3 separate regions of the Homo sapiens genome follow, and regions 1 and 2 are each linked to region 3. Evidence: chromatin loops called from intact Hi-C (ENCODE). Cell type or tissue: HepG2. All regions are shown on one strand. Links, peaks and the distances in the headings refer to the core of each region. The heading gives the core; the rest is flanking DNA.

Region 1 (8,283 bases), core at 1,181-6,180, 300 kb before region 3:
TTTGGGAGGCCGAGGCGGATCACAAGGTCAGGAGATCGAGACCATCCTGGCTAACACAGTGAAACCCCGTCTCTACTAAAAAAATTTAAAAAAATTAGCCAGGCATGGTGGCAGGCGCCTGCAGTCTCAGCTACTCGGGAGGCTGAGGCAGGAGAATGGCATGAACCTGGGAGGCGGAGGTTGCAGTAAGCAGAGACCGCGCCACTGCACTCCAGCCTGGGTGACAGAGGGAGACTCCGTCTCAAAAAAAAAAAAAAAAAAAAAAAAAAAAAAAAAAATCTGTACCCTGCAAGAAAATAAAAAGGCAATGAAAATTATTCAACTAAGATAAAGCTAAAATATATTAAGACTTCTTAAATTTAAAATAATCCTTAAATGCTCTAACTGGTAAATGATTGGAGAATCTTACAGAAACATGAAATTATTATTATTATTATTATCACTATTTTGAGACTGAGTCTCATTCTTGTCGCCCAGCCTGGAGTGCAATGGTGCGATCTCAATTCCCTGCAACACCCACCTCCCTGGTTCAAGCGATTTTCCTGCCTCAGCCTCCTGAGTAGCTGGGATTACAGGTGCCCCCCTGGCTAATTTTTTTGTGAGAAACATGAAATTATTTAGGGATACCTACACAATTGCTTCTTTATAGAATTCACCACTCCTGAGTTTTAACTTTCCCAAGGATACTGGTCTTCCAAAGGAATTTTAAAAACAAATTAAAGAACCACACTAGGAGTAAATAAACGTATAATTTTTGCATTATCTTACTTACGTGGCTTCAGATTTTATCTACCCATAAGAAGAAAAACACAGTAAATACTAACTGGCTTCTTGCCATGAATCCAGTGGCAAAGCAGGCACATTATTTTGCATATTATGTTTACTTTTATTACATTTCTCTTGGCAATAGAAAATATTCTTGTGAAAGAGGATGACCACAAAGACCATTTGAAGTACATGATATATAAAATAAGTCTTTCCAAACTTATACCATTAAATTGGATTATCAAAAAAAAATTATGATAGTTGTTGAGAATAAATCTCCAGTTTTTATATCAGAATTGTGAACTACCCAGAAAACATTTTAGCCTTAGATAAGAAAAATTATAGAAGTTTATAGAATTAAACAAGTTCCTAAAATAGAAATATAAATTTAAGTTAACCACAAAAAATACATTTTATTTCTCTACGATGACTCAAAAGGGGTATTTACATGTGTAAAAATGTATCTTTGTGATTGAAAAGATTATGTGAATTCACTTTCTTCACTGATGTAGGTACAGAATACACTTAATACCAAATAATTATTTTAGATATGTATTTTAATGTCATATCAACAATTTATTTTCCTGAATCTAGTAAGTCAAACTATTAAACTGCCCTCTAAAAATTATTTCATAGTACATTTACACTATTTGAATAATTGAAAGATCAATTTACATATGACTAACCTAAATTGTCCAATGAAGTATTATTTTTATGAATTTTGCTAATCACACAGATGAGACTATTTGATGGGATTAATTATTTGATCTCAGATATACTTAAAAATGAAGGAGATTCTCTGGAAGAAAATTTTCCTACATTTTTATATTATTTCCCTCCCATTGTTATAAGTAGGCTATTGGTTCTATGCATGCTCCATAAGTGGATGTACTGCTGTATATGAATGTGTTATGGCTGGGGTGAAGAGAATTTAGAAGTAAGCTAAACTTGCCAGGCCAAGTCCAAGGATCTAGGCGGAATAAATAAAGTCCTGTGGACAAAGGATACACTTAAAAGTCAGTGTGTGAATTGTGAAACATTCCTGGGAAGATGAATCTTGAGTTTTGGCTCTAAAGATCAGTGTGGTTATTTTCATTCACTGACCAAAGATAGTCTAGGCAAAAAGGTAACGTGTGGAATAGAAGGGAAGGCATTCAAGAAGTTCAATACAAATTAGTCAATATAAAATTGATGACAGAGAATCCACGCATAGATTAGATTTTAAAATGCCTAAAGGAAGAGACACAATCAGCATTAGGAAAATATTTTCTTAGAAAGCAAAGCCCATGACCACTAGGCTTGAGTGAGAGGAAAAAAATATTATACAAAAGTGGGGAAATTCCTGGAAGAATTTTAGAATATTAAAAAAAAGTTTGGTTGGGCGCCGTGGCTCACATCTGTAATCTCAGCACTTTGGGAGGCCGAGGCAGGTGGATCACAAGGTCAGGAGATTGAGACCATCCTGGCTAACACGGTGAAATCCTATCTCTACTAAAAATACAAAAAATTAGCCAGGCGTGGTGGCGGGCACCTGTAGTCCCAGCTACTCGGGAGGCTGAGGCAGGAGAATGGCATGAACCCAGGAGGCGGAGCTGGCAGTGAGCCGAGATCGCGCCACTGCCCTCCAGCCTGGGTGACAGAACGAGACTCTGTCTCAAAACAAAAAAAAAAAAAAAAAAGTTTATCAGAGAGAATACGGTGAGAGGAAATTGGCATGCCAACCAAGATTCTGGCACAGGCATACAGAAGTAAAAATCTGGGTGCAATATTGAAGTTGGGGATTGAACCTCAAGAATACAGACAGAAAAAAACCCTGTCCAATCATAATTCGGGAGCTAGTCTAAATGACAAAGGTAAAGGTAAAATATAGATAATCAGGCTAAAACTCCTTGAAAACCCCTCCTGCTTATATTAAGATTATTACTGAAGACAACAGTGAGTATGTAAAAATTTGGGAATATCCACAAATGTTGGGAAAAGAAGAGCTAACCAGTGTTGGTAATTTAGCAGAAACTATAGCTAGGTCTTAAGAACCAAATCTACATTGTTACTCGTAACATGGAAACTTCATTTATTTATGCACTATGCATTTTGTTCTATGAATGATCAAGGCTTTCACAGAGCAGTGGGTGAGTCAGAAGCAAACCAACAAACAATGGTATATGATCAAGGCTTTATTTCATTCGAAGGATGAGTGCAGGTAGGAGGCCTAACCACAGGTGGGAATGTTTCTCTGAGAAGGTAATGTTCCTGCTGCTGGAAAAGAGGTATTTGGTAAGGAAGGGAGTTAGATAAGACAGGTAAAGGGGACAGCACAGTAAAAAATGTGTGAAAATATTGCAAAATCACAAAGCTGTAATACAGTGTGAAATAAGAAAATTTATTTTAATTTAGGCATTTGAAGTCTAATCCTCCCTCCATTTTACCCAAGATCATCTACAACAAAAATAAACAACTGACTTGGTGTCTTAGAGCAGTCACTTTTCTACTGTCTGGATTTCCTTAGTGATAAAACAGGTATAACATCTATCATATTTATCTAGTGGAATGTCAATATCTAATGGAATGTAAGGTTCAGGAGATAGATAGATATGCTGTGTTAGTTCATTCTCACACTGCTATAAAGAAATACCCAAGACTAGATAATTTGTAAAGGAAGAAGGCTTAATTTACTCACAGCTCTGTATGGCCGGAGAGGCCTCAGGAAACTTACAATCATGGTGGAAGGAGAGGAAAAGCAAAAGCACATCTTACATGGTGGCAGATGAGAGATAAGAGAGTGTGAGGGTGCAGGAAAAACTGCCACTTATAAGACCATCAGATCTCATGAGAATTCTCTCACTATCACAAGAACAGCATGGGAAAAACCACCCCTATAATCCAATTACTTCCCCAGTTCCACATGTGGGTATTACAGGTCCCTCTTTTGACATGTGGAGATTACAATTTGAAATGATATTTAGGTGGGAACAGAGACAAACTATATATCATATACATGATATATATGACATACATATATATGGCATATATGTCAAATGTAAAACCCCAAGCCATTTTTATAAGGCTGCTTGGTATCTAGTATATAGGCACATATAGAATTCTTCACGCTATCCCCCACAAAGACAGTGGGTGGATGGGAATCTAAGGTAACCTATTTCCAGCCAAGTCCAAGATAGGGTAATAAATGTCCTGGAACTACCCAGGTGGCAGCTATTTCTGACCACTGAAGACTTGGAATACATATCTGCTTATCTGTTTTGTGGTCTTTATTCCAAGTCCAACTCTCTCGTTAAGGTCTAGGTTAATTATTGCCTGAGCCAAAACAAGCTGGCAAAGCAAAAAATCCAGCTGAAGAAATCCAAACAAGCTATTGTTGACATAGCTAACATCATGTCTGCCTTGAAATTTTTATAGGGCTTAACTACTTGCCAAGCACTTTCGCCTACAATAATTCACTTATCCTTGCACTCATCCTGTAAAGTGAGAAAAACAGATGTCACTGTCCCATCTTAAAGGTGAACACAGCAGACTCTGCATTAAGTGACTTGTGCAAGGTCAAGTTACGAGGAAGGCTAGAACTTAATTATTGTTTAAGTAAAAAGGCAGTGTTTTTTCTTACTGTGACCTACATTCTATCTAAAGGCCACCTAAATCACGAAAGAAGGAATGTACCTGTTTAAAATGCCACATTCCTTTCTAAGTTCACTTAAACTTCTACATTCCTCCATTGGAGAAGTAGTTCATTTCAAAATATTTAAAGTGGTTAAAAATAGCTTTTTTGTCAAAAACCACTTAGTGTTTATTAACAAATGGTTATTAACGTGTGTAACAGTTATAAAAGTGTGGCTGGATGCTCACTTTTAAAAGAGAGGGGTATTTTATGTTTGTATATGCTTAACCAACTAGTCTAGTACATGATATAGGCAGAGAGAAAGATTTGGATCCCAGCCAATAATTGGCACTGAATTATAAAACCCTAAGAGAACAAGAGAGTGAAAATTTCATATAAATCTGTCTGTTTTGAATCAAATTGGATAAGAACTCATATCCTAGTTGACATATTTATAAACATATTTTCTAAAATATTTAAGTATCTTGAGAAGGAGGCATGCTGTATAAAACCTGAAAACCTTTATCTGGCTCTTTTTGTCTCATTGATATTATCCATGTTCTTAAGCAGATAAAGTCATTCTGGCTTCTGGAATATCCCTACAGGAATAAACGGGGATATCTCAAGATGTCAAGATTTTGGTGGATTGTACATGAGTAGATAACTCGTATTTTCAAATCGTTCTTAGAAGAGCCCACAGGCAAATAACTCTTCGAATCGTACAAAGATATTTAAGTCAGTTTCACATAGGATGAACTGTACAGACTTGTCGAGTTCCCGGCTGAGTTTTCACGTGTCCTTCATTAAGTACATGGATCAGCCTGAAAGGAAGTCAGGTTCTGCTTGTGCAATCTAGTGTGTTTATACCTTTCTGTTTGACAAGGAGGCTTTTTGTTGTCTAACTCTGCCTGTTCACACAAGTGAAGGACAGATATAATCTCAAACTCATATACCTAGCAGAAAAAGAAAATAAAATTGAAATCTACGTATGCAGAGTTTGATTTCCTACCTTGTTTTTTTTTGTTTTTTTGTTTTGTTTTTTTTTTTTCAGGTAACTCCCAGATGTTCTCTCATTTAACAGAAATTGTAAAGGCAATTATAAATATGTCTATTCATTAAGAGCATCAACATATTTAATGATATTGGTGCATTCACCAGTTATATTTATATTGTGCTTTTCTTCAGTTTTCCAAATATTTTGAAATATTATAAAATTAATAATGTACATTAAAGAAACTTAGAAATATAGGTAGGAGAATAAATCACCCCAGTCTCATCACTCACCTGGTCATGCTGACATTTTAGAAACTTTTCAGACTTTTCTCCTATGTAAATATATCATCATTTTCATCATATCGTAGATAACCTTAACATATTTTTTAATCTTATATGCATTTCTTCCGTGTATTCATTTGTTTCCTCACTCTTTCATTTATTGCACTCAGAAATGTATATTAGGCACATAACACAGATTAGTACTCTGCTAGATGCTGGAGATTAAACAAGGAAAAATGTAGTTCTCATGTTCATGGAGAACATGCCCAGGGAAAATAAAGACTTGTGCATTAGAACTTTCCAAACAGTTTGATAAGTGCTGGAATAAAAAACTATATTATAAAAGCACGTAGGCAGAGTTCCTCCTGGTAGGGGAAAAGCATGTGTAAAGGACTAAAGACAAGAGAGGGCATGACTTCAGAAAACTGAAAATAAATTCAATATAACTGGAACATAAAGTTTAAGTTGAGGGGATACAGGCAACAGAAATGACTAGAAATGCAGCTGTGCCAGATCACTCTTATATTCATTTAGCAAATATTTACTGAGCATCTACCTAGTGCCAGGCACCTGGGATAGACTGATGAACAGAGTACAAGCACAATTTCTATCCTCACAGATCTTGCGGAAAAATGCAAATGACCAAAGCCTTCAGTGATGGCCCAGACTTAGCCAGATAACTGAGGAGTAAGGAATGAAGAGTCAGAAGGAGAAAGAAATGTTGAGAGGCTTCTAAACCATGTTAAAGAGTTAGGTTCCATCATGAGAGTTTTAGGGTTTTAAGTAAAGAAATTAAATACTCAAATTCTCATTAGAGAAAGATTTGCGATGAAGAGATTGGATCAGAAGAGCAAGACTACTGGCTTGTGAGTGATAAAGTGGTTGCATTGGTCCAGATGAAGAAAACAGACACTCAGCTAGGGCTGTGCATTGGGTTGGACCTAGCCAGATACCTAGAATAAAGATTCAATAGTACCTGTAAGTAACAGAATAGAGACAGAAAGAAGAAAATTATGAGTAATACTCACCCTAATTGAAGATAATGGCCATTTTCGTTCCAAGATGGCCAAAAAGGAACAGCTCCAGTCTATAGCTCCCAGCGTTAGCAACACAGAAGATGGGTGATTTCTGCTTTTCCAACTGAGGTACCGGGTTCATTGGACTGGTTGGACAGTGGGTGCAGCCCACAGAGTGTGAGCTGAAGCAGGGCAGGGCATCACCTCACCTGGGAAGCACAGGGAGTCAGGGAATGCCCTTTCCTAGCCAAGGGAAGCCATAACAGACAGTACCTGGAAAATTGTGACATTCCCCCCCTAATACTGCGCTTTTCCAACAGTCTTAGCAAACGGCACACCAGGAGATTATATCCCGTGCATGGCTTGGCGGGTCCCACGCCCATGGAGCCTTGGTCACTGGTAGCACAGCAGTCTGAAATCTAACTGCGAGGCGGCAGTGAGGCTGAGGGAGGGGTGTCCGCCATTGCTGAGGCTTGAGTAGGTAAACAAAGTGGCCGGGAAGGTCGAATTGGGTGGAGTCCACCGCAGCTAATGAGGCCTGCCTGCCTCTGTAGACTCCATCTCTGAGGGCAGGGCATAGCTGAACAAAAGGCAGCGGAAACTTCTGCAGACTTAAATGTCCCTGTGTGACAGCGTTGAAGAGACCAGTGGTTCTCAAAGCACGGAGTTTGAGAACTGAGAAAGGACAGACTGTCTCCTGAAGTTGGTCCCTGACCCCCGAGTAGCTTAACTGGGAAACACCTCCCAGAAGGGGCTGACTGACACCTCATACAGCCAGGTGCCCCTCTGAGACAAAGCTTCCAGGGCAAGGATCAGGGAGCAACATTTGCTGTTCTGCAGTATTTGCTGTTCTGCAGCCTCCACTGGTGATACCCAGGCAAACAGGGTCTGAAGTGGACCTCCAGCAAACTCCAACAGACGTGCAGCTAAGGGTCCTGACTGTTAGAAGGAAAACTAACAAACAGAAAGGAATAGCATCAACATCAGCAAAAAGGACATCCACACCAAAACCCCATCTGTAGGTCACCATCATCAAAGACCAAAGGTAGATAAAACCACAAAGATGGGGAGAAACCACAATAGAAAAGCTGAAAATTCTAAAAACCAGAACCCCTCTTATCCTCCAAAGGATTGCAGCTCCTCGCCAGCAACGGAACAAAGCTGGATGGAGAATGACTTTCACAAGTTGACAGAAATATGCTTCAGAAGATCAGTAATAACAAACTTCTCCAAGCTAAAGGAGGATGTTCAAACCCATCGCAAGGAAGCTGAAAACCTTGAAAGAAGATTAGAAGAATGGCTAACTGGAGTAAACAGCATACAGAAGACCTTAAATGACCTGACAGAGCTGAAAAACATGGCACGAGAACTACGTGACGCAAGCACAAGCTTCAAAAGCTGATTCGATCAAGTGGAAGAAAGGGTTTCAGTGATTGAAGATCAAATTAATGAAATGAAGTAAGAAGAGAAGTTTAGAGAAAAAAAGAGTAAAAACAAACGAACAAAGCCTCCAAGAAATACGGGACTATGTGAAAAGGCCAAATCTACGTTTGATTGGTGTAACTGAAAGTGACGGGGAGAATGGAACCAAGCTACAAAAACACTCTTCAGGATATT
Region 2 (8,283 bases), core at 1,181-6,180, 400 kb before region 3:
CACTGTAATCTGTAAGAAAGGTTTTGAGGCTATTTCTAACTATGAAGAAAATAATGTTGGTATTTTCATGATATCTGACATGGGTAAAGGATCAAGATAGGAGGAATATTTTACATTTATAGCCTGGGTTCTGTATATCTAAGAGTTCTAATTGCTTTTCATGCATCCAATGACTAAGAACCTAAGAGCTTACTATTTGAAATAATTCCTCATCTTCTGTTTACTCATTCTTCCCTATGTGTCTTGGCAAAGAAAATTTACTTGCGAGTGGTCAAAAATGTGTGGATTTTTTTTGAGTTTGGAGGTGTTTTGTTTGTCTCTGAGCCTACAAGAGTCCTGCATCATAACCTATTTTCATTCTGATTTCCATGAGCCATCTTTTACATGTATTCATAAACATCTGAAATTCTACCACTATTGTTCACTGTACAATGTGATATAGCAATGAAAATGACACATTTGAAATTGTAACAAAAAATCATTAGGCTCAATGTCTTATTTTATATGTTAGATCACTACTGGTGGTTTAGATGTTTCACATGCTAGAAACAAGACAGAAATTGACACGGTCAAGTTTAGCCATTTCTAAAAAGTATTTTCTAGATTATACTTATTTACACATAGAATATAATGCAGTTTCTTTACCAATCATAGAGCATAACATATTTAAAACTATCCAAAAATAACACCCTGGTGATGACGTCCAAAGTCTAATATGTTTACTTTCCTGAAGCAGCAAGCAACAAAAACACGTTTTTCAGAAAATGATATAACATATGTCAAGATGGGCTGGTAATTATCATCAGCTTTTATGTTTAATGGTGATAGGATGTTATTACAGCCGTCATTATCTACCAGTGTCTTATAATCAAGTTTAAACATAGTCTCAGGGTAGCAGAGCCCAACTCTGTGATTTAGCAACAGGGAAAAAAGTGCACTTCATGAAAGGTTTTAAACATACCAAAGAAGAAAACAAAGTCACTTACACAGAGTTACAACTAATGCTCACTTCTTCCTGGGTTTCTCTCCCTGGCCTTAATGCCTGCAGAAAAGCAGTCTCTTTGTAGTGTTTACACGTATCATCACTTCTATGATTATGAGATCATTTTTTCTCCTCAAATTTTTTCAGTGATTTTTCTGTGTCTCAGAATAAAGCAAACATCCTTATAATGGTCAATAAGGTCCTGCATAATCCAGCCATTCACTGACTTAATCGACATGTTTCATTCTTGCCTATTACTCTGTTTTAGCTTCACTGGCCTCCTTGCAATTCCTCTAAAAGAGTAAACATGCTCCTGCCTCACGAACTTTAATTTCGTCCAGTCTTGGTCACCCTCTCTCTTCCCTCCCTGCATCATTTTTCTCCATGGCGTATATTCTCTTTCCTGTCATGCTTCCTCCTATGTAGTCTGAATAAATTTTGCATTAATCGGAAACTTTTTACCTTACGTATTTTCACACCATTGCATATAGTGTACTTAAATACCGTTACTGACATCTGAATGATCTAATCTGAAATAAATCTAAGCCATTATTTAATCACAAATCATTCTTATTTTCTTAATTTCCCTTATGCACATAAACTTTCATGAGTTTCCATAAAATGCAATTTTTTAATGTCAGCTGAAATAAAGAGTATACAGTAATTCAACAATCACATGAGGGTAAACATGAATGACTTTGTTGTTATTCTGCCTTTCCTCTCTTTGAGTTGCTTTTTAATTATTAAATAAAGAAAATGAATTTATTTTGTGGATATTTATATTTCCAGCACCTTGCACCGTGCCTGGCACATATTGGATAATTAATGAATGTTAGTTACATTAAACAATGTGTAATTTAGTAATATAATTACTTAATAATTAGTAATTTTAATTAGTAATAGGATAATTTCTAAATCCATCTTTCAAACCATGCACTCTATAATTTTTTGTCTTTCCCTAGTTTCAAAAATATGTAAATATTAAAACAAGCTAATTCCTATGATCTTTCTGTTTTCAAAGGCATACTGATTAACTTTTTCACTTTCCAGTTAAATTCATTCTTTACAATGATGTCAACATCTACATATCTCTTAAAATGATATGTGTTCTCATTGACATCACATAAATATACTACAAATTTTCCGAACTTGGGGACTAATCTTTTAAATAAAATTCTATGCCAAAGAAAAAGCCAGCGTTTCTCTGAGTTTCTAAAATTTAAAAAGGGCATTCAACCAATTTTAATTTTAGAGTTACACATTCTGAGGCTGTGACAAGTTTAACTTAATATTTCACATTTTGGTCTAAACTGTGTTGTTTTGTAAATTGTAGTAGATTCACAGGGCTGCTGTAACAAAGTAACACAAACCGGGTGATTTAAAATTACAGAAATTTATTGTCTCACAGTTCTGAAGACTAGAAGTCCAAAATCAAGGTATCAGCAGGACTGTGCTCCCTATGAAACTTGCAGGGGAAAAATCTCCCTTGTCTCTTCCTAGCTCCTTATGGTTTCTGGCAATCGGTGTTCCTTGGCTTGCAGCTCCCATCTCTGCCTCTGTTGTCACATGGAGCTCTCCCCTTGTGTGTCTCTGTGTCTTTTTCTCATAAAAATACCAGTCCTGTTGGATAACAGAACCACCCTACCCGAGTATGACCTCATCTTAACTAATTATATGTGCAATGACCTCATTTACAAATAAGGTATCATTCTGAAATACTGGGAATTTCAATATATCTTTTTTGAAGACACAAATCCATAGTATAATCATTTTCCTAAAGATGGTAAAAATTGTAAGTCAAGACTTCAGACGTTAGTAAGAGCATTTCATTGATTCTTGCAGTAAAACGTGTTTGATAACAAGACAGGAGAAAGGTATTCCAGACTATTCCCATGGCACGTATGTTTAAAGCCACAGTGTTGTACAATTCATGGTGAATCTGAGGAATTATGTTTTGAAATAAATGAGGCAGAAAAACTGGTTTCAAAAATAATAGAAAATAATGCCTACAGAAAAATCCAAATAATAAATATAGAATTAGTAAATTTGTTTTAAATCACCATTAAATACCACAGTAATAATTATTGCAGTGAAGATTCACTGATTAATGCTAAAAATTAGTGAATAAAACTTTAAGAAGAAATAGATATTTACAGAAGAGTCTCAAATACCTCCCTTAAATCATTTATTCATTACCACGTGGTTTTGACACAACTTTAAACTTTGATATTCCTTCCTCCTTCCAGGTGATATAGCATAATTCTCTCTCCATTAACTGTGGGCTGAACTTAGTAACCTACTTCTAATGAACTAAGTATGGAGAGGGAAAAACTGTAAAGCTTACGGTAGAGAAACCTGACAGACACTGCCTTACAATCAAAAGATCAAGGTGAACGTCACCAGTCATAAGTCATGTTGATATCATGTACCCCTATACTATGTGATGAGAAGGGCACCTGGCCTCTGTGATATTCTTCCCCAAATTCCACAACCCGAGTCTAATCATAAGAAAACCCCAGTTAAGGTACATTCTGCAAAATACCTGACCTGTACTCTTCAAAAGTGTCAATGTCTTCCACGACTGAGATACGTTCATATATTGCCAACCAAGGAGACATGACAACGAAATACAACATGGACCTGTGAATTCAATCCTGCAACAGAAAATGGAAACCAATGGGAAAACTGTTGAAATCCAAATAGAGTCTAAAAATCCTACAAATGTTAATTTTTAAATTCTGTGGTTATATGAGATGTTACACAGGGGAAGAAATGTGAGAAATACACAAGAACTGTCTGTGCTGTCTTTGCAACTGCCCTGTAAATCTCAAATTATTTCTGAATCAGAGGTTCTTAAAAAAAAATAAAAGAATGGAACAACAATTTTAGTAACATTAGTATAAGTAAGGGAATCCTCTCCCCCAAAACTAGTGAAAACCTGGGAAAAAATGTAATATCAATTTCAGGGCTCTAGCATTTGACCAATGGGAAAGCACACATTGAGAAGTGTTTACACATACAAAGCTGCTAGATCTCTGGCTAATAACAATGGGAATCTACAGTCCCATCCTTGCTGGGCAGCATACAGCACAGGCAGAAGGTATAATCCAACTGTGAGCAGAGTGTAAAACCAAATGTCTAGTAGTGTTGTCAGTGAAAGTAACAAGTTCAGTAGGAAACAAATAGTAAAACCTGTATCTCTGCAACCATGAGGTTACTGTCCCAATTGGGACAAGCAATGCATGATCCAGAAATGTAACAGGGACACCCTGTAAATAAGAAAGCCATAGAAAGAGTAGGTAAGCACACATTCCTGGCTGACTCAGAAATTACACATATTTGCAGGAGAGATCCAAGGGCCTGGCAGAAAGTAAAAGCTGAAACAGACTTTAAAGTTGCTTGAATTTTGAATGTTTTTCTTTTACCTATACACAATTACATTGTCAAATAGAAGCCTCATAGGTTTGAGGCATTTGACTGTAAGTTCTGCCCAAACCATTGGTTAATCACATAGCAGTGCCTACAAGGAAATGACCCCTGGAAATCAGGAATTAAAAAAGAAGAAAAATATTGTAAAGAGATATAAATAGCTGAATACCATGGCAAGACAGATCCCACAGTTTAAGTACAGGCACAAACAAAATCACAAAATAAAATAATATCCAAAAACCTTTAGAAAAAGCAATCAAAATCCAGTCTTACTATAGTATATCACATAAAATTGTCCAGCTTTGACCAGAAACTTAGGAGTGATGTGGAAATGCATATTTGAAAAGCATATGGAATAAATTAGTCAATAGAAAGTGATTTTGAGTGGACCCTATGTTGGATTAAGCAAAGATTGCTACAAAATAGTTACAAAGTAGCTATTACAAATACATTTCAAAAATTAAGAAAAACTACGTTAAAATGAGTAAAGGATAATATGCTGACAACGATTCAAGAAATAGGAAAATTCGATGGACAAACAGAACATATAAACAATAAACAAACAGAGAATCCAGGATAGAAAAGTGTAACATTTAAAATAATCCACAGGCTGGGTTTTTTTGTGAGACAGAGTCTCGCTCTGTCGCCCAGGCTGGAGTGCAGTGGCGCGATCTCGGCTCACTGCAACCTCCCACTGCCGGGTTCAAGCGATTCTCTCACCTCCGCCTCCTGAGTAGCTGGGACTACAGGCGCACGTCACCATGCCAGGCTAATTTTTTCTATTTTTAGTAGAGATGGGGTTTCACCAGGCTGGCCAGGCTCATCCTGAACTCCTGACCTAGTGATCCGCCCACCTCGGCCTCACAAAGTGCTGGGATTACAGGCATAAGCCACCGCACCCGGCAGGCTGGTCTTAAATACAGTTATGAGGTAGCCGAATGAACCGTCTTCCATTTATGATTCACAGTTCTTTGAAAGCAGGTGCCAAGTACTTGCTTCATATTAAGCTTAATTTTTATCCCTCTTTGCATTTACAAAGAAAGTGGCAGAGGACATAATAACAAAATGAGACTACACACACATGCACACACACAGACACACACACGCACACAGACACACACACACATACAGTGACAATGACAACCATCACGAACTAAAAACAGAAATCTGAAGGCTATAAATAGGTTAAGGAGAGATGTGGCATGTGGCAGAGACAGACAATAGTGACCAATATTGATTACAAAGTTTTTAAAAATCATATGTCTTAACGTATTAAACACTACATAAAGTTTTTCATGACTTTTTTTTTTAAAAAATATTTTACTGAAACAAAAAAATAGTGAGGATCAAGGTGAGAATTTCTGGCCACGTAATATATAAAAGTTACATAATAAGAGATTTGCCACAAACAAACTTCCCTTGTTTTATCACTATGTAGTATGTGGACCTAACTGTGTCTTGACTGCAATTAAATGAATTAAAATAAGCCAACATATAGGTGAATTAAATTTTTCATCACAATACTTGTAAAAAAAACTTTTCTATGTCAGATGCTAACACCTAAAGAATGTGAAAATCTGAGTTGCAATGTTTTTTATTTCATTTTGCTTTTGTATTGTTTTCTTTGCCCTCTATTTTGAATTCTAAAATTTCAAAATAACTTTTGATGATACAATTGATTTTTCTCTCTAGTTTGTTGTAAGACTAACTTAATAACACCCCTTGCTATGAAATCAATTTAAACTTATTGCGCAGTGTTATATTAATAAAGAAATGTCAGTTTTGCCTTAATTATTTCTTTTCTTTTATTTTTATTTATTTATTTATTTTTTTGAAACAGAGTTTTGCTCTTGTTGCCCAGGCTGGAGTGCACTGGCGCTACCTCAGCTCACCACAACCTCCGCCTCCCGGGTTCAAGTGATTCTCCTGCCTCAGCCTCCCAAGTAGCTGGGATTACAGGCACGTGCCACCACGCCCAGCTAATTTTGTACTTGTAGTAGAGACGGGGTTTCTCCATGTTGGTCAGACTGGTCTCGAACTCCCGACCTCAGGTGATCTGCCCACCTCAGCCTCCCAAAGTGCTGGGATTACAGGCGTGAGCCACCACACCTGGCTGCCTTAATTATTTCTATATTAACTTTTAGTTTGATACTTTGTCTCCTTCTAGAATTGGTTTGCTGTATTGTTGTTTTCTATCTATTTTTGTGGTTGCTGAATATCTCATTTTGATTTGCATGTCAACAAAGAGAGAGTCCAAATTCTTTTTTTCATCTCTTATCTTGAAATCTTGCAGTAAATGAAAGATATGTTGATGTGAATTTGGCTTTAACCTAGACAACCAGAACTATGGTTGTCTAGGTCAAAACACAGACACATGTTCTCCATAAATTCTCACAGGTTAAAGTAATCTTACATAAAATCTCACAGGTTAAAATTATTTCATGTGGCACAGACAAGCTGATGTTTGCTTTATTTTCCTTCTACAAATGAAACCACTGCAACTTGGGCAAATGCTAAGATAGCAGGCAAGAGTGGTATTGTTCCATTAGACTTATTTTGTTTTCATTCTAAACAATATATCAGATGTGAGTAGCAGACAGGCTCACAGATTAGGTGAATGAAAGGACACATTATCAGCAAAGGTAGATATGAAATGAAGCATTTTTATCTAAACATCATTTAAGAGGAGAGTTCAGTATCTCAAATTTAATTTCTTTTCTTTTAATGAATCTGTAATCATTTTAGAAAATAGTACTGGTCAAAGAATAAAACAGAGACATGAAATACACCAATTGTGCATCATCATTACTTCAAATTATAATCACCATGTAGTGGATCTGGCTCTCAATTTATTTCTCAGTTGTGTAAGAAATAAAACTTAATTTTATAAAATTATTTTAGTTCTTAAACCCATATCCACTACTGGAGTGGTAAAAATCTAATCTCAGTCAATCTTGGATTCCCCATTTTCCCAGGTCAGTTCTAAATTCCAGGATCCATACCTAGTTTTAAAGGATTGGAGAGGAAGGAACTACCTGGTTCTCAAATGTCTTTTCTGTTATCTACAGAATAACAGAAAATTTTCGCATATCATCATGGAGATCTTCCTTTTGGGTGGTGACCTGGCCTCTTCCGATCCAAACAGTTTTGCCCACAATGGAAATCCCTGGGTGATGGAAATCACGTTGCATTCTCCATGCTACTCTAGGGCATGACCTACACTCTGATTGTGCCTAAAACCATCTGCCTGAACTCATTATGCAGCCAGTCTAGGTCTCACTATGTCCCTGAAGGCAGAGAGTGCACTTTTCTCTCAGATCTCACAAATATTGGGTTTTGCTGCTTCCTTTTGATCACTTTATCTCTCATTTCCCTCTCCCAACTAGGGCAATTTTTTCTGTCAATCAGGTACTGGGGAGTATAAAATTGCATAGGTGAGGAAGAGAACCTTGACCCTCCTCAAACACAAAATTTTCAAATATGTATTCATTAAATTAAAAAAATATAGTTCCTGTGCAAGCAAAATTGGCATCACCCAGAACTTGTTAAAAATTCCATACTCCCACCTATGAATTAGAAACTTTAAAACTGGGGGAAGAGATAGTGTAATCCATGATTTAACAAGCTATCCATGTGATTCTAAAGCATGCTACATTTGAGAGCCACTGATTTATTCCACTCTAAACCAAGATTGGCTTTATTCCCCTAAAGGACATTAGCTTTTAAATATAAAAATCATTAAAAAGAAGTTACTTTTTTTTCACTTTTTATGTGATCACATCTGTCTCCTGGGTTCATAAAGGATAGAGTATTCTAGGTGTTTGAAGAGGAGGCAGCACATGGGGAAAACATTAATTATAAGATTAAAAAGA
Region 3 (8,283 bases), core at 1,226-6,225:
AAATGAGATCAGAAAAGTGACCTTTGTTTGTGGCATGTGGCAGGTCACTGGCAAACTAGATAAAAACCATTTCAGTGGACTAGTGGGATGGATACCTGATTGAGGTGGCTTTAGAGAGAACTGGCTTTAAAAAGTAGAGATGGTGAGTGAGTGAAAACACTCAAGACAAACCTTTCAATGATATGTGCTCTTAAGAAGGACAGAGAAATGATGCAGTAGCTGGAGAAGGTCATGGTCAAGGTCAAGACACAGTTTTTAAAGAAATGACAGGAGGTTTCTGTTACAGCCATCTTTGTAGTTCAAAGTGAATGATTCCAGATAGAAAAATAAATTGATAATACAGAATGAAAGGAGATTACTGCCTGCAATCATGATGAAATAGAAATGGAATAAATGCACGGGAAAGACAGAAATCCAGGAGATTCCTTAGGAAAGCAAAAGAGGGAAGGATCCGGACAGAAGTTGGTGGCCAGATGGGTGGGGGAGGAATTGGGCCTTAGATAGGAGCAATAGTCTATGTAATAAACATTTAATAAATTATTTATTGATATATCACTGTACACAAATATATTATTTATTGCTAATTTATGGATAATAGTATATATATAATACATATAGTATATAATATTCACTTACAAGACACTTCATCATATGGAAATTCCTAATATAAAATATTAACTTAAAAAATAAATAAAAATTTGATATTTATTTCATAAAAGAGGAGGGAAAGAGAATATATACACAGATGCAGACAAATTGATAAAGTTGCAGGGGAGTAGATAAGGAGATTTATGCCTGATTTATCTTCTCTGTGAACTCTGAATCAAAGTTATCAGTAGAGAGAAGGGGGTGCTGGGGATCTGGGGAGAAAGGAGGACATGAAGCATGGGGTGTGAAGGAGGCAGCGGGTTCATGGATTCAGCTATAGGCCTGGAGAATTGCCAGAATGTGCATTCTGGAGTAAAGGAGCCAAAGGACAGGAGAGAGTTGTCAGAGATTAGATGACTGAAACAGATTTCTGAGGAGCTATAGTTATTGCAAATGGCAAAATTTAGTATAGGACCATGTGAGTGTGAGATGAAATGCGGTCAAGGAAAAGACTGCTGGAAGAGAGAAGCCGGAGAGATGGAAATAGTGAGATAATGGCTGAAGTCATCAAAGAAGAGGAGGACTGGCAGTTCAGTCTATGAAAGCACAAGAGGTCTAGAGGACGGAAAGTCTGATATAAAAGAGAGAGGCAAGATAAAATCAAAGAGGTAAGGGTGAGCAGGGAGGGAACTTGTCCAGCCCCATCCCTGAGGCCATGGTGAGTGGGTCTTGGGAAAACACAAGTTCCACTTGAGAGGGCTGCCAGGGAATCTGTCCTCAGAGGACAGTCGTAGAGAAATCAGGTGCAGGGAGAGGGAGGCTTAGAGAAGAAGTTGCAGGTGGAGGGATGAGATGACCAACCCAAGTTTAAGGGGTCTGCTGATTGACTTGTATGGAGGGCAAGTTTGAGGGACAGCTCCAGGCTTGATATGCAGAGCATGCCAGGCAGCGTAAGGGTGATGTGGAAGACCTGGATTTCAATGGTGACTGGGGTGACAGGATTGTCCTAAGGTGAAAGCACTTAGCCATTTAAAAACCTGGGCAGGCTGGCCTTGTCTATACCTGGAGGTCTTCTTATCTTATGGCACCATGGCATGGGGTTTGATCCCAGCTGCTGTCAGAAACAGCTCATGGGGCCAGTTCAGTTATGGTTCTGGTCCAGTGTGGTGGGACATGCCTCCCATATTTGTTACACTTGGGCAAACGAGGGCCTTCCCTCTCAAATGTCTCCAGTGTGATCAGTCACCTGACCATCACCCATGATCTATCCACCTAAGGCCTTTCAAGATGGAGCTTAAGCAGCCTCACGCTTTTGACAGCTAATTTGTGACAGTATTCTTAAAAATTTATCTGTTTGGGTTCAATGTAATTGAAAATTGCGAAAGGCCTGGTATCTGGAGTTTTACTTTTTACTCAACTCTCCTGCTTTAAATGTTTTTAAAATTTTGAACAGTGGATTAATTATAGGAATGAAGGGAGTTTATTTGCCAAGTTTTTAAAGTCTAATATTTGCTGATGGCTCAGGTCCATTGGGAAGTCCATAACTAGGGCATGTTTTATGGAATGCATGACATTACCTCCACAATTCTGGTGATAGATGCCAGGTTTCTCCGGACTTGAAAGAGGCGTGTAGGGGGAGCAGGTGCCTGACCTCCTTTCTTTGATGTTCCATTCTTGTAAATAATGAGCGGTTTGTCTTTGAACAAACTCAGTAGGTGAACAGGCTCTTTGCCTTGGGAGACTCGGATCTGATGGGGGAGAGGGGGAATAAAAGAAATATAATTAAGAGTGCTGTGAAAGAAGGTTTTAGTTCCAAATGTGTTCTTATGTTGTCTTTTTGAAAATAAAACAAAAAATAAAAAGTCAAGAGCAGGAGGAATGATGATTAACAGAACATATAGGTTAATGATAATTAATTTTCCCTGTTGACTTGAGAATCTTTTGTTATCGCAGGCACGGTGTCCATGAGTAGTTTCTTGTCAGGGGAAACATCACCATGCTCCAATACTTTCTGTTTTTGAAAAGTATGAAGATGTAAGTCTGTTCATCTACATCTCCGAAAGAGAAAAGGTGCTGGTGTCTGCGACCTTATGTGAAAATCACTCTTCTTTCAAGGGCACCAGTAACACTTACAGATATTTACAGAGGTACTAGAATCTCACGTGTTTTGGATCTGGTTCAGAAGGTTAAGAGATGTGCATTCAAATGCTTCACAACATAAGATGACCCCAAATCATACCCATTATTTCTATATCTCTGTATTTGTAAAATAAAAAAATTACACACACACACAAAGATTGCTATGCAAGCACTAAAAATGGGCAAAAATAAACAGAATATGTTTTCTACTTTTTAACTTACCTATAGAAATGTAATAGTAGATATGCTCAATATAAGAAACTTTAAAAAATACAATATAAAGACTTTTCAGGATGAGGAAATTGAAAAAAAAAGGGAAATTATTTTCTTGATTTTATTTATTAGCCCCAAATATTGGATTAGAATTTCCTATTTCTCACACAAACTATTGATGCATTTACATAAAGAGTTCAAATTTCATGTCAGTCTCCCATTGTTTTCATTTGTTCTGCCCTGTGCTAAAATTGAACTGTCTCACTTCCCCTGGTTTGTCTTTTTCTAGAAGCCAGGTGAATGGGAATGCTGATGCATGTACTCATTACATGCATATACATACCTGCATATAGGGAGGCCGAAAGGCATTGAAAATAATTGACTTCATAAATATATTTCAATTAGTAGGCATTCAAATAAGTGAGCAGCAAATTATGGAAACGTTTTGTCAGTTATAGTCTCACAAATACCTAAAACTGTTAGCTTAGCATTTCATATAACATGGAGAAAACTTTAATTGCCAACATGAGAGAAAGAGAAACACTGATTAAGGCCCATCCCTTACTGTCAAAGGAGAATAAGAAAGAAAAAAGGCTGATTAAAATATGTTCAATATGGTTAATATATTCTACAAAGGAGCGTTGAAAACCGCAATACTTTAGTTTTTTCATGCATTATTGTAAGCTACTGCCATCTAGTGATTAAACTAAAAATTACCATTTTGTTGTCAATTTAGGATTCAACCGGCTAACAATTCATGGTAACTCATTAATCGAGTGCATCAAATATAGTACTATGAAATATGAAATATGTAAGACAATGCATGTCTTCATAGTTTTTTAATAGTTTGGTAAGTAATACCTTAAAGATCAACTAAATTCCATAGAATTGAGTGCATTTAAAGAATTCAGTCATTTCATTAATTTATTGATTAAAAGTAGCAAGTTAACTTATTTTTAAAAAGTTAACATGCGCCTTTAAATTTAGATTTAACTTGATTTTTGTATCTACTAACTTGTATCAAGATGGAAAGGAGACCAGCTGGAAGACCAACTTCAGCCTTCACATCTTATACTTTATGTTCTGAAGTGTCTAACTTGCCTCTCTCTATTTAATTATTACATTAAAATAAGCAATTACACACTTACAAAGATTTGAAAACAAGACAGAAAAACCCTTTTGTACCATATAGAGTCTTAGCTCCCTTGACATCAGGAATGAGGAAGTTAAACAGGCACAACCATGTAAAGGGAGTGTTTAATGCTGCTGTATCAGAAACATCACTGCATTGGCCAAGTAAGCACCTGCTTTCAGTTTGAACTCTAATCTGTAAGATGCTTTTCCCACCAGATGGGAGCAGATGGCTTCTCAGAAACTGGCCAAAGACAACAGGCAGGCAGAAAACAGGCAGCAGTGTGTGCAGCTCCAGCTAGGAAGACACAGGGAATGAGAGAGAGGGAGAGAGATAGTTCCAGCTAGCTGTAGGAAAAAGGAACAAGAAAGTACTCTCTCACAGAATGAACGAGAAAGCAGACGGACACATTGGGGCACACTAGAGGAAAATAGGGTCTTCTTGAAGTCTGTATGTCAGTTATACAGTAAGGGAATCTAAAAAACAAAGACCCAAAAACTTTTTCATGGTAACTAATAAGCGTCCTGAAACAAGTAGCAGATACTCCACCATAAATATAAAAGGAGGAGCAGTTGAACTTAGGAGAGTACAGAAGATTGAACCAGGCTAGAAACAGCAGTCTCTTAGACACAGTGAGGAGATCTAGAACTAGACATTGATATCGTCTGATATTGTATAACATTTAAAGTTTTATAATAAATAAAACAGCATATTATCTCTTCCTGTCCCTTTTTCTCTATCTTAATCTGTCTCTAGATAGAGATAGCTAAGATAGATAAGTTAGATAGATAGATATACTAAAAAGTTGACTCATTTATAATTACATGAAATTTTCATTTTGAATTTGGATTCAGTCATTCTCGACAAGTAATTTTTTATTTCAGAAATACCCAAGTAAAAAAATACATCTCTCCTCCCTCTCAATCTCTCCTCCCTCTCACACTATCCTCTCCCTTGCCCTTCCTCTTCTCTCCTCCTTCTTACTTGTCTCATTTCTTCCTCCATGATTTCCCTCTCTTCTCTTCCCCCTCCTCTCCTCCTTACTTGTCTCATTTCTTCCTCCATGATTTCCCTCTCTTCTCTTCCCTCTCCTCTCCTCCTATCCCTTTTCTTTCCCCTTTCTCCCTGTCTTTTCTCTTTGTCCCTCCCATTTCTGTTCATCCTTTCTCCCTCTCCACCACTTCCTCCCTCACTTTTGGGTGTTGGACTTTGTTTCAGTAAAGATTCTGGTACCTAAAAGGGAAATATAAGGACCCATGCTATTTTATCAAGATTTATTTCTGTTTACTTGTGCAAAACATAACTTACGCATGTTTACGATTTGAGAGTGTAAGAAAATGCATCTTTTTTTAACCTATTAATTCGAATTGTTAATCTGTGCTTGTTCTGCACTGTTGTATTTATTTCTCATTGTTGCTGTAACAAATTACTATGATTTAGTGGCTTAAAACAACACAAATTTATCATCTTACAGTTTTGGAGGTCATAAGTCTGAAATGAGTTATGGGGCTAATTTAGTAACTGGGCTAAAATCTGGAATAACAATTTAGTCACAGGGCTAAAATCAAGCTATTGCAGGGCTATAGTCCTTTCCAGAGGCTCTAGGAATCAATCTATTCCTTGCTTTTTCTGGCTTCTAGAGGTTGCCCATATTCCTTTGCTGGGGACTCTCTTCCACCTTCTTTTTTTTTAATTTTATTTTTTAATTGATTAATAATAATTGTAGATATTCATGGGGTACATACAATGTATAGTGATCAAATTAGGGTAACTAGCATAACATCATCTCAAATATTTATCATTTCTTTGTGTTGGGAATGTTCGATATCCTCGTTCTAGCAATTTGCAACTACATAATATGTAATTGTTCCTTCTATCCTCAAAGCTAGCAATCGCTGGTTGAGTCTTTCCCATGCTGCATCCCTCTGACTCTGTCTGGCTTCTGTTTTACTTACAAGGACCCTGGTGATTACGCTAGGCCCACCCAGTAATCCCAGATAATCTCCCTAGTTTAAGATCTGCTGATGAACAACCATAACTCCATCTCCGACCTTAATTCTCCTTTGCTTTGTAACATATCACACTCACAGGTCCTGAGGATTAGGACATGAACACCTTGGGGGCATTATTCTGCCTACTGTATCTGTTGAACAACAGCTGGAAACAGTAATACAGATAAAACCGTTTTAATGTCAAGAGGCTATCATTGACATAGGGTGTGATTCTATTGGGAAGATTCTTTTGGAATCTTACACCTGTTGATAGATTTTTGTTGTTTTTGTTTGCTACCTCCTTTCCAGAATCTGAGATAACTAATTTGAAATGAGAGTAGGAATATTTGAATTTCAAAATGAAAACACAGTTCATATCAAGAAAATGTCAAATTTCTATCCCAACTTGGGAGGGAGCTATAGCTATCCATTGAGCTAGCAAGACTTTAACTTGTGTGAGTTTTGGGGGTAAAAATATCCCAACCTGCACAGCCTGTCCTCCAAGGGACCGATCCAACTGAACAGTCAGGAACGCAGATGTTGTCAGCTCATCTCGTGTGGCATTTGCTCCTTGCCTAGAGGAATGAAAGTGAAACGAATTAGCTTGCCTTTAAGTTTTAAGATCGTCACATGTAGGCATTGCAAGCAGAGACAAGTTATTATGAAAGATCAAGAAGAAGCGAACTGTTTTAACATGATACAAGCTGTTAAGCTATTGTTTTTGTCAAGGTATCTAACATTTAATTGTCCTATGTGTTGTCTAGAACTGTATATGGTAGGCATTTTTATCTCCATGTTAAAGAAATTGAGCTTTTGCTTCTTACATAATTTAGCTAAGTAATTGGGTTCACCTGATTTTAAGTTGGAGCTGCCTGCTTTTTAGAAAACACCTCTACAGTGAAAAATAATCCATCTGAGATGAAAATACGAGCCAAACTTATTAGGTTGAATGTTAGGGGCATTTTGTCTTTCTTGCCTTTTTTTTTTTTTTTTTTTTTTTTTTTTTTTGAGACGGAGTCCTGCACTGTCGCCCGGGCTGGAGTGCAATGGTGTGGTCTTGGCTCACTGCAACCTCCACCTCCCGGCTTCAAGCGATTCTCCTGCCTCAGCCTCCCAAGTACCTGGGATTACAGGCGCCTGCCACCACACCGGGCTAATTTTTTGTATTTTTAGTAGAGATGGGGGTGTCACTATGTTGGCCAGGCTGGTTTCAAACTCCTGACCTCATGATCTGCCCACCTCGGCCTCCCAAAGTGCTAGGATTACAGGCATGAGCCACCGCGCCCAGCCAGCATTTTGTCTTTCTATGAATATTTGGTGAGCATGAACCAAACGTCTGTAACCCAGAAAAATCAAGAAAATAATAATGAGAAGTAGACAATGGAGAGGTCCCATTTTGTCATCTTAGCAATTCCATAAGGAATTATTTATTATTATTATTATTATTATTTGAGACAGAGTCTCACTCATCACCCAGGCTGGAGGGCAGTGGCGTGAACTTGGCTCACTGCAAACTCCACCTCCCAGGTTCAAGCAATTCTCCTGCCTCAGCCTCCTGAGTAGCTGGGATTACAGGTGCTAATTTTTGTATTTTTAGTAGAGACGGGGTTTCACCACGTTGGTCAGGCTGGTCTCAAACTCCTGACCTCAGGTGATCCACCCGCCTCGGCCTCCCAAAGTGCTAGGATTAAAGGGGTGAGGCACTGCACCCTTCCCACCATAAGGAATTATTAATAAGGCTATACAAGAGGCTAAACTTCCAACACTCAGATAAGGGTCAATCAACATGTCCAGTTCATTCGTAGCCTCTCTTTCTAGGGTGGCTTGTGGCTGTTAACTCTGTGTCACCTTAACCTGTAAAGCAACTTGTGGGAGATCTGCTGTTTGATGAGCTTGTAGAGAAGACAGTAAAAAAACAAAACAAAGCCCCAAACATGGTAAAAGCATTCATTGAGCATTATTTATTTTTAGCCAGGTTTCCCATTTCTATTTGACTAGTGGTTAGCTTAGCAGCAGGAATACTAAACTTGGATTTAGACTTTGAAAGTTAACTATTAGATTGGTGCAAAAGTAATTGCTGTTTTTGCTATTAAAAGTAATGGCAAAAGCCGCAATTACTTTTTTTTTTTTTTTGGAGATGGAGTTTCGCTCTTGTTGCCCAGGCTGGAGTGCAATGGCGTGATCTAGGCTCACCACAGTCTCCGCCTCCTGGGTTCAAGT

Evidence for each region. Hi-C counts contacts between places; a loop is a spot of excess contacts. Peaks named below come from ENCODE experiments on the same cell type or tissue, not always from the same donor. Only the 100,000 strongest peaks of a DNase experiment are listed, where the experiment ranks them.
Region 1: a loop joins it to region 3, with 2.2 times the contacts of the local background. A loop is called at or near these places in 2 of 110 quality-filtered maps.
Region 2: a loop joins it to region 3, with 12 times the contacts of the local background. A loop is called at or near these places in 2 of 110 quality-filtered maps.

What each region holds. Positions count from the first base shown.
Region 1 is chr7:12,938,649-12,946,931 of GRCh38, reverse strand. The region is part of intron 1 of LOC105375158 (a long non-coding RNA gene); the gene reads right to left. Among named protein-coding and RNA genes, the nearest start is that of ARL4A, 260 kb to the right of the region's middle. In HepG2, for the core only: no CTCF peak of the experiment used is centred there; DNase peaks (open chromatin) are centred at 4,091 and 5,211; H3K4me3 peaks cover 1,615 bases.
Region 2 is chr7:13,038,819-13,047,101 of GRCh38, reverse strand. LOC105375158 (a long non-coding RNA gene) reads right to left here. Exons shown (of 3, transcript XR_927044.3): 2 at 3,530-3,636. Among named protein-coding and RNA genes, the nearest start is that of ARL4A, 360 kb to the right of the region's middle. In HepG2, for the core only: no CTCF peak of the experiment used is centred there; a DNase peak (open chromatin) is centred at 4,291.
Region 3 is chr7:12,634,400-12,642,682 of GRCh38, reverse strand. SCIN (scinderin) reads right to left here. Exons shown (of 16, transcript NM_001112706.3): 10 at 6,548-6,638; 11 at 2,166-2,336. Among named protein-coding and RNA genes, the nearest start is that of ARL4A, 49 kb to the left of the region's middle. RefSeq lists a silencer at 2,025-2,319. In HepG2, for the core only: a CTCF peak has its summit at 3,635 (motif pointing left); DNase peaks (open chromatin) are centred at 2,192 and 3,642; H3K4me3 peaks cover 494 bases.